Linked DNA regions of Homo sapiens: region 2 is linked to region 1. A link is an interaction called in ENCODE POLR2A ChIA-PET data of the cell type or tissue named here. Cell type or tissue: GM12878. All regions are shown on one strand. Links, peaks and the distances in the headings refer to the core of each region. The heading gives the core; the rest is flanking DNA.

Region 1 (11,144 bases), core at 2,383-7,382:
GAAACAGGAGTGGATCAGTTCATGGGGTTATCCAAAAAAGCTCACTTTCCCCAGCTCTACAGAATCAACAGTCTGAACTTCTCTAGAACAAAGGCTATCTTATTTACTGTGTTTTAATAATAATGGCACACTTATTAAGCATCAACCGCTGATAGAACTCGTTTACATATATTAATTAATTTAGTTTTCACAATAATCCTGTGGCAAATACTAGTAATATTACTCCCATTTTGCAGATGAGGCTACTGAGGCACAGAAAGATAAAGTGACTTGCTCAATGTTTCACAGCTTTTAAGGAACAGAGCTGGCATTAGAACCCTGGCAGTCTGTTTCCAATGTCTGTAGTTTTAAACCACTGCCAAGCTTCATCTAAAGTGTTTGCATATTTTGTAAGTTGTGATTTCTATAGCATATAATGTTAGAAATAACTTTAGATGGTTCATGGAGTTATTTTAAAAAATATTACGGTGGCACATGCCTGTAATCCCAGCACTTTGGGAGGCTGAGGTGGGCGGATCATGAGGTCAAGAGATCGAGACCAGCCTGGCCAACATGGTGAAACCCCATCTCTACTAAAAATACAAAAATTAGCTGGACGTGGTGGTGTGTGCCTGTAGTCGCAGCTACTGGGGAGGCTGAGGCAGGAGAATCGCTTGAACCTGGGAGGCAGAGCTTGCAGTGAGCCAAGATCGCGCCACTGCACTCCAGTCTGGCGACAGAGCGAGACTCCGTCTCAAAAAAGAATTTTATGTTATATGATGTGTGTGAGAAAACTATATCTTACACAGAAATCATAAGTATTTCTGCTTAGGATGAATAAAATTTTAAAGTCAATGTCAAGAAAAAATTAAGTAATTAGAGGTATAAATGGTATGTAAACGTTGCAAAAATAACAAAAGTGAAAGTGACATGCTAATTAACACTGTTAATGTAAACGCTCAAACCATTGGCTGGGTACGGTGGCTCACGCCTGTAATCCCAGCACTTTGGAAGGCCGAGGCGGGCGGATCACCTGAGGTCAGGAGTTCAAGACCAGCCTGGCCAACATGGTGAGATCCTGTCTCTACTAAAAATACAAAAATTAGCCGGGTGTGGTGGCACACGCCTGTAATCCCAGCTACTCAGGAGGCTGAGACAGGAGAATCATTTGAACCTGGGAGGTGCAGGTTGCAGTGAGCCAAGATCATGCCACTGCACTCCAGCCTGGGGGACAGAGCGAGACTCTCTCTCAAAACAAAAAACAAAAGACAAAAAAAAAAAACTCAAACCAAGATGTCACCTCTAATTCAATGTTGCACCTGGCAGAGATTCCCCACCAGCAGAGTGGATCAAAGATGGTAGGCCCAAACTCTCACCCATATTTTATCCTGTAGCACTGTGAGTGAGGCTTCACTGGTTGAACATTTTTTTAAGTAACACCTTTTGCTTTTCCATACATTACAGTCCTATTAGCTTATTAGACATTTTCTGCCTTGAACAATTGCCAGTCTGAGTTTCTTAGACTGAGGTTCCACCCAAGGAATAGGCAGAGAGCTGACAGTTATTCTATTACTAATCTTTGCTGTATTTTATTGACTTTCAGATAAATATGTTAGAAGTAATACCAAGTTGCGGTTCTTATAACCAAACCCTCAGCTGTGGGCTGGCTTCTTTAGATGGATATAGACCTCTTTTTATTGAAGTGTACATAAAACCTGTCCCTACAAAAATCAGGTTCAAGAGAGACAGTGTCATGGCAACTTTCGCAGTGGATAAGATAAACATGCGCTGTCTCTTCTTCCTTGAAATTTATTGTCAAGTAATTGAAGTCAGCTTCAATGACTTGATGCTGTAATCCTACAAAGCTCTTGTCTGTACAAAAGTTGAGCATATTTTTTCAATTTTTTTTAAAAAAGGTCCTCTTTATGATGATGCATGAGGCACTTTCTCTTTAATCTCAGTGACAGGAGTAATAGCCTTGTTTTTATTTTAGGAAATTAGGAATACAATAATTGTTTTTGATGTAAGAAATCTTAACAGCCAAGATTGTAGCCCTCATGTCTTAGCAATGAAGGGCTCTCATATCTCAGATACATAGAATCTATGGCATGCAGTTTTTGACTTCTCTTTTATCTCATCATTTTTCTGCTTATTTTTCCTTTGACCTGTTTTATTCATTCTTTTTTTTCAAAATTTTATTTTCTTTTTTGGCATACAAATGCATAAAATACAATTTACATGGTGTATGGAATAAAATGAGATGTAAATAAGAAGATTATTGCCCAAATCCTACGTGTTAGATTGTGATTCAAATCACCAAAGGCAGCAAAACTGTAGAAAATGTTTTTACTGCCAATCTCAACTAAATTCTGCTTGTGGGCCAAGCCAAATTTATAAGCCTTTGCCAATCCCACTCCCAGGCACATATGTTACAGTAGCATTTGACATCATGTTTTTTCCTCCTTCTGCTTTATGCCTCAATAACTGAATTGATTGCCTGGGTGTGGAGCCCATGCAAGCAAACTTTTCCATTTCTTTTTTCTATACAGGCTGCCTGATCTATTTTAGACTGGGTCTGGGTATTTGTGGTAATAGTCATGATTTTCTTCTTCTATTAAAGTTCATGGTCATTCTAGATGATAGATTTACTTAAAGTTAAAAGGAAGTTACTAAAGAAATTCACAGTAAAAAGAAAGAAGAAAACTAAAGTGCTAGTCAAAGCACTTCTTTGAGACTTGTGTGTAAAAGCCTAAAAAATATCTTTGCCATGTCCTTGTAAAACTATTTTCAGTTTAGCCCTTTTAATTAAACGGTCATCAGTAGTTTTTAAATATCCTGCTTCACTCTCTGTCTGTTCTGAAGATGATGGAAAGATGCATATATGACTCAAGTTTTCAGTGACTACTTTAGACTCAAATTTTATCTGTCATGGACATAGGGAATCCATGTTATGGGTGTCTGGAGAATCTATGAACCACCTGTATGCAGAATTTTGTAAAGACAGAAAAATGACCCTTAGCTTTCATTAAATTCTCAAAGGAGCCTGTCACCTAAACAAGGACTAGCTGCTCTGGAGGCAATTTAAGAAATGTTTATGCTCTCTTTGGTACTAACAATACCCTCAGCATCCTATCCTTTGACATTGAGCCAGCAGTACAATCACTATTGATTCAACTCAGTCAACAATTCTTAAGCTCTTCCATTGGCAAGGCACTATTAGGCCCCACTGGGAAACAAGGATGGTCTGGTGTAGTCCAGGCTTTCCAGGAGTTACAGCCTGGAGGGAGAGGGAGACAAGCATCTCAAATCTTAATGTGTGAGAGTATCAACTGGGGAGCTTATTTCACTGCAAATTCTGATCTAGTAATTTTGGAGTGGGGCCCCCAATTCTCCATTTTCTTACACACAGAAAGAAAGAATAATTATTATCTATTAGAATAAGATCTAATAGATAAGATTAAGATTTATTATTTTATTCTATTACCTATTAGAATAGAATCTAAAAAGTAAGAATAAGTATCACATACTTTACACATGTGCCTCACTTGAAGCAAAGAAACTCAATGTTGGCAAACTCAATGATGGTTTTATTCAACAGTTAAACCAGGAGCTTATCATTGCTATATTAAGTAATGCATCATTTACTATGTTGGTTCTCATCTCTGCCACATATTGGAATCACCTGGGAATCTCTAAAAACTACTGATGCCTGGCCCCCATCCCCAGCCAGCTGTCTTAATTGGTAAGGGTGCAATGTGAGCAAGGCTGGGGAGGTTTATAAGCTCTAAGATCATTCTAATGTGCAGCAAAGTTTAGAAACCACTGATCTAGTAGCTACCAACATTGTCTTTGAGTCTCATATCCAAAAGTGATTAGCAAAGTTATGATAAAAAACTTGATCTACCTGAGCCCTGAGTCTCCCACCTAAGGAGACCTTCTGAGCTTTCATTTCAGACACTGTATATCCATTTTCTATAATTTCTCTGTAACCTTTTCGAGGACTTGACTCTTATATTTTCCTACTATGCTAAAGGCCAATAATCAAGCACAATGAGAAGAAATAAATTGTTTAAGGTAACATGAGATCTATTTGTAAGAATGATCTTAAATAGTGCAAAGGACAAAGAATAGTTCAAAGTAGCATTGAAAGCTGCTTGGAAAGAAATGAAAAATTTCTATTAAAATATGTAAAGTCTATAGGAAAAGGTAGTAAAACTTGGCCAGGTGTGGTGGCTTACACCTGTAATTGCAGCACTCTAGGAGGCCAAGGCAGGAGGATCTCTTGACCCCAGGAGTTTGAGACCAGCCTGGGCAACAGAGTGAGACTCCATCTCTACCAAAACAAACAAAAAAAAATTAGCCAGATGTGGTGGTGTGGACCCATGATCCCAGCTACTCAGGAGGCTGAGGTGGAAGAATCACTTGAGCCTGGGAGGTTGAAGCTTCAGTGAGCCATGATTGTGCCACTGCACTCCAGCCTGGGCAACAGAGCAATATACTGTCTCAAAGAAAAAAGAAAAAAACCCAGCTTGGCCCACATGGTGAAACCCCGTCTCAACTAAAAATACAAAAATCAGCTGGGCATGGTGGAAAACGCCTGTAATCCCAGCTACTTGGGAGACTGAGGCAGGAGGATCGCTTGAACCCAGGAGTTGGAGGTTGCAGTGAGCCAAGATCACACCACTGCACTCCAGCCTGGGCCACACAGTGAGACCCTATCTCAAAAAAAAAAAAAAAAAAAAAAAAAAAAGGAAGAATAAACCAACACTGAGATATCTAATAGAAGACTTAAATTAGGGGAGAAATATAATGTGCTCCTGGATAGAAGGACTAGAAATATAATATGCCAGTTAACTTGATGGACTAGGAGTCAAATTCCTGTTTGATTCTCAGCTCTTCAGATGATTAACTTCTTGAATTTGGGCCAGAACTCATGGAAATACCGAAGACACAGCACACCATCAGGGCTCACAAAGGTTTTTCAGGAGCCAACACAGCTGTGGCCTCAAGAGAATCCAGACCAGTGATTTCCAAACTGTAATGTGCAAATTACCTGGGGATCATGTTAAAATGCAGATTATGATTCAGTAAGTCTAATGTTTGACCAGATATTCTGCATTTCCCACAAGCTCATGGTGATGCTGATGCTGCTGGTCTTGGACCACACTTTGAGCAGAGAGGATCTAAATTTCTTCAGCAATGAGAGTTATTAAACCCTTTTCTAGTGCTCTGCCAACATTGTGGTTCTTTCTCTGCCTCTGTGCCTTTCCATGTATTTGTAGCTTCTATCCCATCTCTAATCACTTGTATCTTAATTATTAATTCCACAAGAGAAAAGATCAAATTGATTTATCTCAAGGTAGTGGAAATATAGGCATCTTTTAAAAAATATTTTTTATTTCAATAGCTTTTGGGGTACAAGTGGTTTTTGGTTACATGGATGAATTATATAGTAGTGAATTCTGAGATTTCAGTGCACCCATTACCTGAGTAGTGTACCTTGTACCCAATATGTAGTGTTTTTTTTTTTTTTTTGAGACGGAGTCTGGCTCTGTCACCCAGGCTGGAGTGCAGTGGCGCGATCTCAGCTCACTGCAACCTCCGCCTCCCAGGTTCAAGCAATTCTCCTGCCTCAGCCTCCCGAGTAACTGGGACTACAGGCACCCACCACCATGCCTGGCTAATTTTTTGTATTTTTAGTAGAAATGGGGTTTCACCGTGTTAGCCAGGATGGTCTCGATCTCCTGACCTCGTGATCTGCCCACCTTGGCCTCCCAAAGTGCTGGGATTACAGGCGCGAGCCACTGCGCCTGGCCCCCAATATGTGGTTTTTTATCCCTCACCCCCCACCCAACCTCCTGTTTCTAAGCCTCCAAAGCCCATTATACCACTCTGTATGCCTTTGTATACTCATAGCTTAGCTCCCACTTATAAGGGAGAGTATGCAGTTTTTGATTTTCCATTCCTGAGTCACTTCACTTAGAATAATGGTCTCCAGCTCCATCCAAGTGCTGCAAAAGACGTTATTTTGTTCCTTTTATGACTGAGAAGTACTGCATGGTGTATATATATCACATTTTCTTTGTTTAATTTTTATTTTTATTTTAAGTTTTGGGGTACATGTGCAGCATGTGCAGGTTTGTTACATAGGTAAACATGTGCCACGGTGGTTTGCTGCACCTATCAACCCATCATCTAGGCATTAAGCCCAGCATGAATTAGCTGTTTTTCCTTATGCTCTCCCTCTCCCACCACACACCCCAGCAGGCCCCAGAGTGTGTTGTTACCCTCCCTGTGTCCATCTATTCTCATTGTTGAGCTCCCACCTGTAAGTAAGAACATGCGGTGTTCTGTTTTGTTACTGTGTTAGTTTGCTGAGAATAATGGCTTCCAGCTCTCTCCATGTCCCCGCAAAGGACATGATCTCATTCATTTTTTTTATGGCTGCATACTATCCCATGGTGTATATGTACCACATTTTCTTTATCTACTCTATCATCGATTGGCATTTGGGTTGATTCCATGTCTTTGCTATTGTGACTAGTGCTGCAATGAACATACACATCCATGTATCTTTGTAATAGAATGGGTTATATTCCTTTGGGTGTATACTAAGTAATGGGATTGCTGGGTCAAATGGTATTTCTGCTTCTAGCTCTTTGAGGAATTGCCACATCATCTTCCACAATGGTTGAACTAATTTACATTACCATCAACGGTATAAAAGTGTTTCTATTTCTCCACAAATATCACATTTTCTTATCCACTCATTGGTTGATGGGCACTTAGGTTGGTTCCAGATCTTTGCAATTGTGAATTATGCTGCAATAAACATACATATGCATGCGTCTCTTTAATATAATAACTTCTTTTCCTTTGGGTAGATACCTGGTAGTGGGACTGCTGGACCAAATGGTAGATCTACTTTTAGTTCTTTAAGAAATCTGTATACTGTTTTCCATAGAGGTTGTACTAATTCACATTCCCACAAGCAGTGTATAAGCATTCCCTTTTCACCACATGCACACCAACATCTATTGTTTTTTGACTTTTTAATAATGGCCATTCTGACTGGGGTAAGGAGATAGTTCACTGTGATTTTAATTTGCATTTCTCTGATGATTAGTGATGTTGAGCATTTTTTTCATGTTTCTTGGCCATTTGTATATCTTCTTTTGAGAAATGTCTATTCATGTCATTGCCCATTTTGGATGGAATTATTTCATTTTTTTCTTGCCGATTTATTTGAATCAAATTTGTTTGAGTTCCTTGTGGATTCTCAATACTAGTCCTTTGCCATACACACAGTTTGCAAATATTTTCTCCCATTCTGTGGGTTATCTCTTTACTCTGTTGACAATTTCTTTCACTGTGCAGGAGCTTTTTAGTTTAAATAGATCTCATTTGTTTATTTTTGTTTTTGTTGTATTTACTTTTGGGAATTTAGTCATAAATTCTTTGTCTTGGTCAGTGTCTAAAAGAGTTTTTCGGAAGTTATCTTTTAGAATTTTTATGGTTTCAGGTCTTAGGTTTAAGTCTTTGATCTGTCTTTAATTGATTTTTGTGTTAGGTGAGAGATAGGGATCCAGTTTCATTCTTCTACATGTGGCTAGCCAGTTTTCCCAGCACTATTAAATAGGGTGTCTTTTCCCCCATTTATGTTTTTGTATGCTTTGTCGAAGATCAGTTGGTTTTAAGTATTTGGCTTTATTTCTGGGTTCTCTATTCTGTTCTATTGGTCTATGTGCCTACTTTTATACTAGTACCATGCTATTTTGGTAACTATAGCCTTGTAGTATAATTTGAAGTCTGGTAATGTGATGTCTCTAGATTTGTTTTCTCTGTTTAGTATTGTTTTGGCTATGTGGACTCTTTTTTTGGTTCCATAGGAATTTTAGGAATTCTTTTTCTAATTCTGGGAACAATGATGTTGATATTTTGATGGGAAATGCACTGAATCTGTAGATTGCTTTGAGCAGTATGGTCATTTTCACACTATTGATTCTCCCAATCCATGAGCATAGGATGTGTTTCCATTTGTTTTTGCCATCTATGATTTCTTTCAGCAGTGTTTTGTAGTTCTCCTCGTATAGATCTTTTACTTCCTTGGTTAAGTATATTCCTAGGTATTTTATTTTATTTTGCAGCTGTTGTAAAGGGGTTGAGTTCTTGATCTGATTCTCAGCTTGGCCGTTGTTGGTGTATAGCAGTACTACCGATTTGTGTACGTTGATTTTGTAACCTGAGACTTTACCATGTATTTAGTAGCTTCTTCCTCACATTTAATTAGTCCAAATGCATAATGTATAATAAAGTCAAAACTGACATTGGCCAAGATCAAAGACCTTCAGAATCCCCTCCTCTGATCATTCTTGCTTTTTGTAGCAATATTAATATTCACTATTTTTTGAGCACCCACTATGTGTGAGGTGTGGGTTGGATGTTTTGCATACATTCTCATTTCATTTTCACAACAACCGTACAAGACAGACTTTATTAATTTCATTTTCTGGAAAGGAAAACTAATAATTTTGGTTAACTCAGTATCCAAATTGATTTGTACAGAAATCTGAGGCTCACAGAGGCAAAATATATTATCCATGGTCATACAACTGGAATTTGAACCCATGTTTGCCAAACTCTAAGTCCTGTGCTATTTCTGGTACATTTCCTAAATCTTACTGAACATATTCATTGTCCTCATCCTGACATTCTCTCTCCTTTTAGGCCATAACCCATATTCTGGCTTCCCTTATTTCAAGTATTTTATGGTAGCATCCCAGAAACCAACGACTCCACATACATTTCTTGGTTTTTACTTTGCCCATTCTCATGCCTAATTCTTACCATCTGATTTTTGTCCTCCTGCTCCAATGTCTGGAGATTAAAATAATATAAAAATGTGGAGTAAATCCTTTGGAAGCTGGAAGATTTATTTAGCACCTAAAAGGTTAACTCCAGTGCCCACACAGGTGTTGTTGATGGGTGCCAGTCAAAAGCAGCTAATACTCAAAGAATAACTCAGTCTTATGAAAACACAGCCAGACCTTTTAGGAACCAGGCCAGGAGCAGTTTCAGCTGTAGACCAAAAGGATGAAGACTGAGTCCACAGGGAACATTCCAGGAATCACATAAATACCTGAGACTTAGTACCAGGGCGTGAGCAGGGCTTGGATCTAGAAGAGCCTGGTACGGCTAGAGGTCATGCTATAAGCATCCAAATAGACAGGGTGTAGGCTGCAAGACACAGTGGGCTAGCTGAGTGTTCTGCCTCTTTCCTAAGGAGTGGCCTGTGGCTACCCGCTATGTTTACACTCAAATGTGCAGAGTCTGAAGCAAAGTATCTAAAGTTAATCTTCAGTGGCTTGGGCTGAGGACTCACTGAAGTCAGCAATCCTTGAATCAGCTCTCTTGATTTTCTATTACGTTCCCTACAGCATTTACCCTATTAGTTTCTAGTCACAGCCTCTCACCCTTTCTAAACAACCCCAGCATGACTTTACTCTGAATTTGGAGATGTTCCATGTGAGCATCAGTTTCCTTCCAGTCCACCTTAGCAAATTCTTCAGCATTTTAATTTTTTAAATTCGTCTTCTCCTTCCATCCTCATGCCTTCCATCTTGGAACTCACACTTGCTCCACCACTGCTGCTTCCTTCAATGGCATCTTCTCTTACCTGCCTTTTCACTGGTCTCCTCTCTCAAGTTCTTTCTATTACTCAGGTCTTTCTTATCCTAAAGTATTTATGTACTTTCAATTTTCTTGCCTATTTGAGGCACTCTGTTTCCTCATGCCATCTTCAGTTTCTACTTCCTCACCTCCAACTATCATTCAACCCTTTGCCACTGACTTGTGCTAAAATATCTCCTTTCCAGCTAATCAGGGACATCTAATTGCCAAGACCCCTGTAGAGCTGTGGATCCCCTTGACCGCTTCCTTCCACTGGCAACTCTCGCCTCTATGGTGCTGAAACCCCTGGTTCCTCTCCTGTTCCTTCTTTGCTTTGTTTTACTGTCTCCTCTTCCCACAGCCCATATATAGGCAAGTCCTAACATTTGCTTTATCCCTAATGATGGTAAAAGCTTCCACTACTTAAGCCATATACTCTACACATCAATCCAGTTTCAGTGTCCATCATTGACCTACTGAATCCAGCTCTGCCCTTTGAGTTGAGTTTATTTTAGTCTGGTTGTCCTGATTGGGTCTCAAGGTGCTCATCGTTTTCTGTATGCCCTCCCTCCTAACCTCAGAGAATAATAGTTATTATAATTATAGTTACTAATATGTATATGTTATAGATGTGCTTCTATGTGCTATAGGTTATCTATTGCAATGCCAATGGCATCTCAATGAGGTAGGTGTTTTTATCCTCATTTTATAAATGAGAACACTGAGATCGTGATATAACTGGCCCAAGTTCATACAGTGGAGCTGGGATTCAAAGCCAGATCTAACTGCATCAACCTATATTAACTTTTATGCTTTGAGGACAGTTTAAGATAGTAGTTAAACACATGGCAGCTGATGCTAAATTTTCTAGGTTCCAGTGTTGGCTTATGTTGAGATACCCTTGCAAGTTTTATTTGATCCTTAAAGTCTTTGACAAAACAAGAGAAGCTTCAGGCAACTAAACTTGTATTGACTGCTAGGCTGAGAGAAAGTCAGAACTGCTCCCCTGTGGACTGTCTTTTGGCATTTGAAAGATCCTTCTCCTCCTCCTCTTCCTCTTCCTCCATCTTTTAGCATCTGCACTGGTAGCACAGTAGTTATCTGTCAAATATTTGTTGAATGCTGATTATGTCCCAGTCACTGTGCTAGACACACAATGACATCAACAGTGAACTCTCAGATATAAATAAAACTGCTTTCTGAGAATGGGACAGTGTGAGCCTGAGCCAAATTGCAAAATGACAAAGATAGGCTCTATACCATTTCCCTTCTCCTCTCATTATCCTTTTGGCATGGACCCCACCCCTCTTCCAAAAGCCTAGGCCTTTGTTGCCACTCCCTAGATTTCTGAAGCAAACAGCATATTAGCTGGAAAGAGGCATTGGATCAGGGCTCAGGAGACCTTTCCTGATACTGCCACTGTATTTATTTGGTCAAATTGCTCTATCACAAAGAGTTTCAGTGTTCTCCGCTACAAATGTGAAGTTGTGTTGAGG
Region 2 (5,000 bases), core at 1-5,000, 130 kb after region 1:
CATAGACAGTAAGATACTGTGCAATTGTTGAAAAAATACTGGTATGTACAAATAAAAAATGAGACAAAAAAAATCTGGTAAGTGAGGAAAGCAAAGTGCCAGATATATATGTATAGAACGCTACCTTTCTTGTAAAAAAAAAAAAAAGAGGGAGAGAGACTATATACATTCACACCTAAAGAAAGCCCTGCATGAATCCATATGAAATTTTTAAGGTAATTTCCTGTGAAAACGGTTTGGTAGTGGGAAGCTGGATTGATGGGGGAAAAGAAGAAACTCTTTACTGAATATATTGTTGTAAATATATATAAATTGGCCGGGTGTGATGGCTCATGCCTGTAATCCTAGCACTTTGGGCAGGCCTAGGTAGGCAGATCACCTGGGGTCAGGAGATCGAGACCAGCCAGGCCAACTGTCTGGTCTGGTGAAACCCCATCTCTACTACAAATACAAAAATTAGCTGGGTGTGGTGGTGCATGCCTGTAGTCCCAGCTACTGGGAAGGCAGAGGCAGGAGAATCGCTTGAACCCAGGAGGCGGAGGTTGCAGTGAGCCAAGATCACACCACTGCACTCCAGCCTGGGTGACAGAGTAAGATTCTGTCTAAAAAAAAAATATATATATATACACACACACACACACACACACACACACACACACACATACACATAAAAATAAATATGTATATACATAAATATATTATTACCTATTTGCAAAATTGACTTACCAACTCGAGTGAGAGGCAGCACAACATAGTGGTTAAGAATGCAGATTCCCTGGTGAATCCTGGCTTTTCTACTTGGCAATTTTGTGAGACCTTGTTCAAGCTTCCTCTCTGTGCCTTAGTTTTCTCATCCGATAAGTTAATTCTCATAAAGAAGTTATAACGAAGTCTGTCATAGAGTAAGTTGCCAGTATTATTATTATTAGTAGTAGAACTATTAAAGTGTTTAATTTTTAAAATCGCATTTGTAAAAGTTTTAGAAATGCCTGATTCTTTCTCGTATCTCTGTAATACCATGTTTAACTGAAATAGTGGATAAAGGCCTGTGGAGGTTGGGTCTCCCTCTGTCTCTCTTGACCTTCTGATTAAGAGCTTGGGCTCTTCAGCACACAGGATTAGGTTTGGATCCCACTCCCGAAGCTGCTCAGGAGCATGTTCCTTATGGGGTGCTGTAAGAGATGTGAAGATATTTGAATTCAATGGGTTGCTTTGATGGGACAGGGACTTGATTGAAGATACTGTATTCTGAAAGACCACAAAAGGAGATTATTCATTCATTCACTTTTGTGTTAATGTCTCTGTTCCAATTCTGCATTTAGGCTGATTCTGTTTTATGTCAGCTCTGTTACTACAACAATTTGGAGAGAACCATGTTCTGGAGTGGGCTGGTTGGGTTCTACATTTTGGTGAAGGACTGTCCAAGGCAAGCTACTGATGTGAACCAAACCCATAGTTTCATTCTAGAATCACTTAGTGATACTTGGAACTGAGAATGACTTGTCCAGATTATGCTGTGAGGTTTGGGCTCATACAGGAGGTAGGAGTCTATAGTCAGAGCCTTTGTTTGCTTTCTATTTCTTCCAGTCCAGTTACAGACAATGTTTGATGAGTTAAAAATTGGCCAATGCCAGATGTAGGGCCTGTCCTTCAAGGAGTTTTTTAGTAGTGGAGATGACATCCGTGATTAGCAGCATCTTGTAGCAATCTTTCTGAAGACCCTGACTCAAGGCACACACATTTGTAAGGTACCTAGCTGCACTTAGGGACAAAGGGTGTCTTGAGGAAATAAGGCAAGAAACTGGCTCTGTTAACTTGAAGGGAAAATGTATTATGCTCTAATTGCCATAATAGATATGATTATATTTATTTTAGGGAAAATCGAGATTCAGCAGTAAACACCTCAGGCAAGCAAGCCTAGCTAATTAGTGAGGGACAAGCAGGATTCAAGCCTGGGCCCCAGGCCTCTTAGATTCCATGTGCTCTTTTTAGAGTGGCTTTCATCGGTGGCTCTATAGAGTCTGATTATAATATCCAAGTTTCTTTATTTTAAATAGTTTAAAATAATTGGGGAAGTATTACCTCAGAATATAAGGATATTCTTTTATATACAGGTTGAGCACTCCAAATCCAGAAATCTGAAATGCCCCCAAATCTGAAACTTTATGAGTGCCGACCATTTGCTCAAAGAAAATGCTCATTGGAGCATTTTGGATTTCAGATTAAGTATATTGCAGATACTCCAAAATCCAAAATTTGAAACACTAACAGTTCCAAGCATTTCAGATAAGGGATACTTAGCCTGTACTTTGTTAATTTTTACTTTTGAAATATTATAAAAATATGATATTTTTTGTTGTTGATGTATCACCCATACATCCACATTTTCTTTACTTCCCCCAAACAGTAGAAACTTAAGAGGTTTTGTAGCCAGAACTTTTTTACTTAGCAGGATATTATATCTGGGTGTTAGCATGATGGGGGTGGGAACTAGGGCATTTCAGCAGTATTTTTGCTCAAGTGTTGTTTGCTTATAGTAACTGTAGCCTATGCCATTTGCTCTGAAGACAAAATTTAAAGATAATTTTAAAATGTGTATCACATTCTTAAAATAAAATCAAACAGCAAAAATTCCAGTGTCTCTTTTAAGAAGGTAAGACTTATGTATATACCTAAAACTGAGAGGTGTTTTTAAAATTTAAATGAGAGAGTTTTGAAGAACAGAGACACCTGGAGATGCCTCAGTCAGTGAGGGTGAGGGCAGGAGCTTTGGCATTTGGCCAGGGTTGAATTGTGGTTTTGCCTGTTTCTATCAAGTGGGCCTCACACAAAACCTCACGGTCCTAATCATGTCATGGTAGCATCATCAACTTGCTGGGTCATTACTAACCAGATGAGATGGCTCACAGAAGGCGCCCTGCACAGCTCCTTCTGCCTTAGCAGGCTGGTTTCTCCCCCTTGGCTCTGGTCTATGTTTCAGGCAGGAGATGCTGAGAGCATGGCTGTGGAAACTTGGCATAACACTCAGCATGAGGCTGTGTGAAACTGCTTTGCAAGATGCTTTCAGTGATGCCCAGTGAGTCAAGTTTTTGATGCAAAGAAGGACATTTTCCTTCTTTCATTAGTGGGTGTCCTTGGTTTGTTAAAATAGGTGTGAAAGTAGTGGATTACCGAAGAGATAAAATGACAATCCTAACATTCATTTTAAAAATTTAAATGTGAAAATAGCTGAGGGATTACTGTCTTCTTAATAAAACTGGTTAGGCATTACATGGAAATTTAAAACTGAAAACAAAGCCCTTTGTTTTTAAATTTTTACTTTTCAAGTAAAATTATGATTTACAGATTATTTACAGATTGCTTTTGGAAGGAGATACTGGGTGGTGTACATCTCATCCTCCTCCCCTTCCCTTTGTTGTTTCTTCTACGTAAACACTTGGTCAAGAGAAAGTAGAACTAGAGAACTGCAACTCCGCACCAAGTTACATTTGATTTGAAGAACGTTGGTGTTAATTTCATGGTGACATATTAGCGGGGAGTTTTTTTTTCTTTTTTTTTTTTTTGAGATGGAGTCTCGCTCTGTCGCCCAGGCGTGATCTCAGCTCACTGCAAGCTCCGCCTTCCAGGTTCATGCCATTCTCCTGCCTCACCCTCCCAAGTAGCTGGGACTACAGGCGCCCGCCACCACGCCCGGCTAATTTTTTGTATTTTTAGTAGAGATGGGGTTTCACCGTGTTAGCCGGGATGGTCTCGATCTCCTGACCTCGTGGATCCGCCCACCTCGGCCTCCCAAAGTGCTGGGATTACAGGGGTGAGCCACCGCGCCCGGCTGGGAGTTTGTCTTTTTAAAAAGAAATTGAAAGTTTTGTTCTTGCTTTAAGTATGAAAATTATTTGGTTTTGTAAAATTGGAGAAGGAGATGCAGGATTTTTACATTTCATAATACAGTTAAAATATATTTTCTGGCAAACAGGTTTTAAGCATGTATATACACTGTTCATTTAAATTTACATTTCTGGATGTTATAAAACCAGCCTTGTTAGTACACGTGATTCTGGCTTTTTTGTTGGAAGGAGGGAGAATGGAGGATTAAGGCAGATTAGAGTGTTGGGATAATGTCTGACTTTTTGTGTTCTGTGTGCTCAGAAATGAAATTCCTCCAAATCTGGATGTTACTATGGTGATATTAGCAAAATGTGACTTTTTGGTTGGTATAGTTTAGTACAGTGCTTGTAGGGGCAATAGACTGTGTCACTTGTTTTCTGAATCAATATGTTTTGCCAGTGCTGACATAACTTCATGAGGGTTTCTGGTGATGCAGAATTGCCACTGCCTGTCAAGATTTGCCCCATCTGTCAAACATCTGTCACATTCCACTGTGCTCCTAATAGACTGGATTACATCCAAGAGGCTGGAGAATCTGATGAAGAGAGCCTCATTCTAGGGTTTAATCCAGAATAAAAGCAACATTATTATAGCTACCATTTATTAAATCAGTCCGTGTTCCAGGCACTGTGCAAGATACATTATGACATTATCCTGAATGCATTTAAATGAAAGTTACTTCCTTAGCGCAGCTGCCACTTGATCCATGAATTTATGATCATAAGTAGATCAACTTGGACTCTCTGGACTGAGATGTCCCCTACTTTAAAACAGGGATGATCTCTCACTGATACTGGGAAGAAGAGCTCTGAGCTCTGCAAGACTAAAGGTGCTACTGTTTTATGGTAACTGCATTTTTGGCATTTGAAAGTCTAGATGCACACATTCAGCTTCTGTCTCAGTCCTGAGAGTGGTTGTGTTTTATTGGCTGATGAGTTATTTCCACATATCACATGTACAAGGTATTTGAATGAAGGTGCTTTGTAGTCATGACACACTACTCTTTTATTAATTATTAATATCTTAAGATTACAATTTGAGAGGTAGAGATGGTATTGTTTTTAATGGGTGTGGGGGGTGGTGATGATAGGTATTTTTACCCTGGTAAGTGACCT

The links. ChIA-PET counts read pairs that join two places held together with the same protein. Peaks named below come from ENCODE experiments on the same cell type or tissue, not always from the same donor. Only the 100,000 strongest peaks of a DNase experiment are listed, where the experiment ranks them.
Region 2: POLR2A ChIA-PET joins it to region 1 with 5 read pairs; 3 of 35 experiments call an interaction of 5 or more read pairs at or near these places.

The regions. Positions count from the first base shown.
Region 1 is chr6:53,756,311-53,767,454 of GRCh38, forward strand. All of the region lies in intron 2 of LOC124901334 (a long non-coding RNA gene), which reads left to right. The region is part of intron 2 of LOC124901333 (a long non-coding RNA gene); the gene reads right to left. Among named protein-coding and RNA genes, the nearest start is that of LRRC1, 33 kb to the right of the region's middle. In GM12878, for the core only: no CTCF peak of the experiment used is centred there; no DNase peak of the experiment used is centred there.
Region 2 is chr6:53,891,387-53,896,386 of GRCh38, forward strand. The region is part of intron 4 of LRRC1 (leucine rich repeat containing 1); the gene reads left to right. Among named protein-coding and RNA genes, the nearest start is that of LRRC1, 99 kb to the left of the region's middle. In GM12878, for the core only: no CTCF peak of the experiment used is centred there; a DNase peak (open chromatin) is centred at 2,841.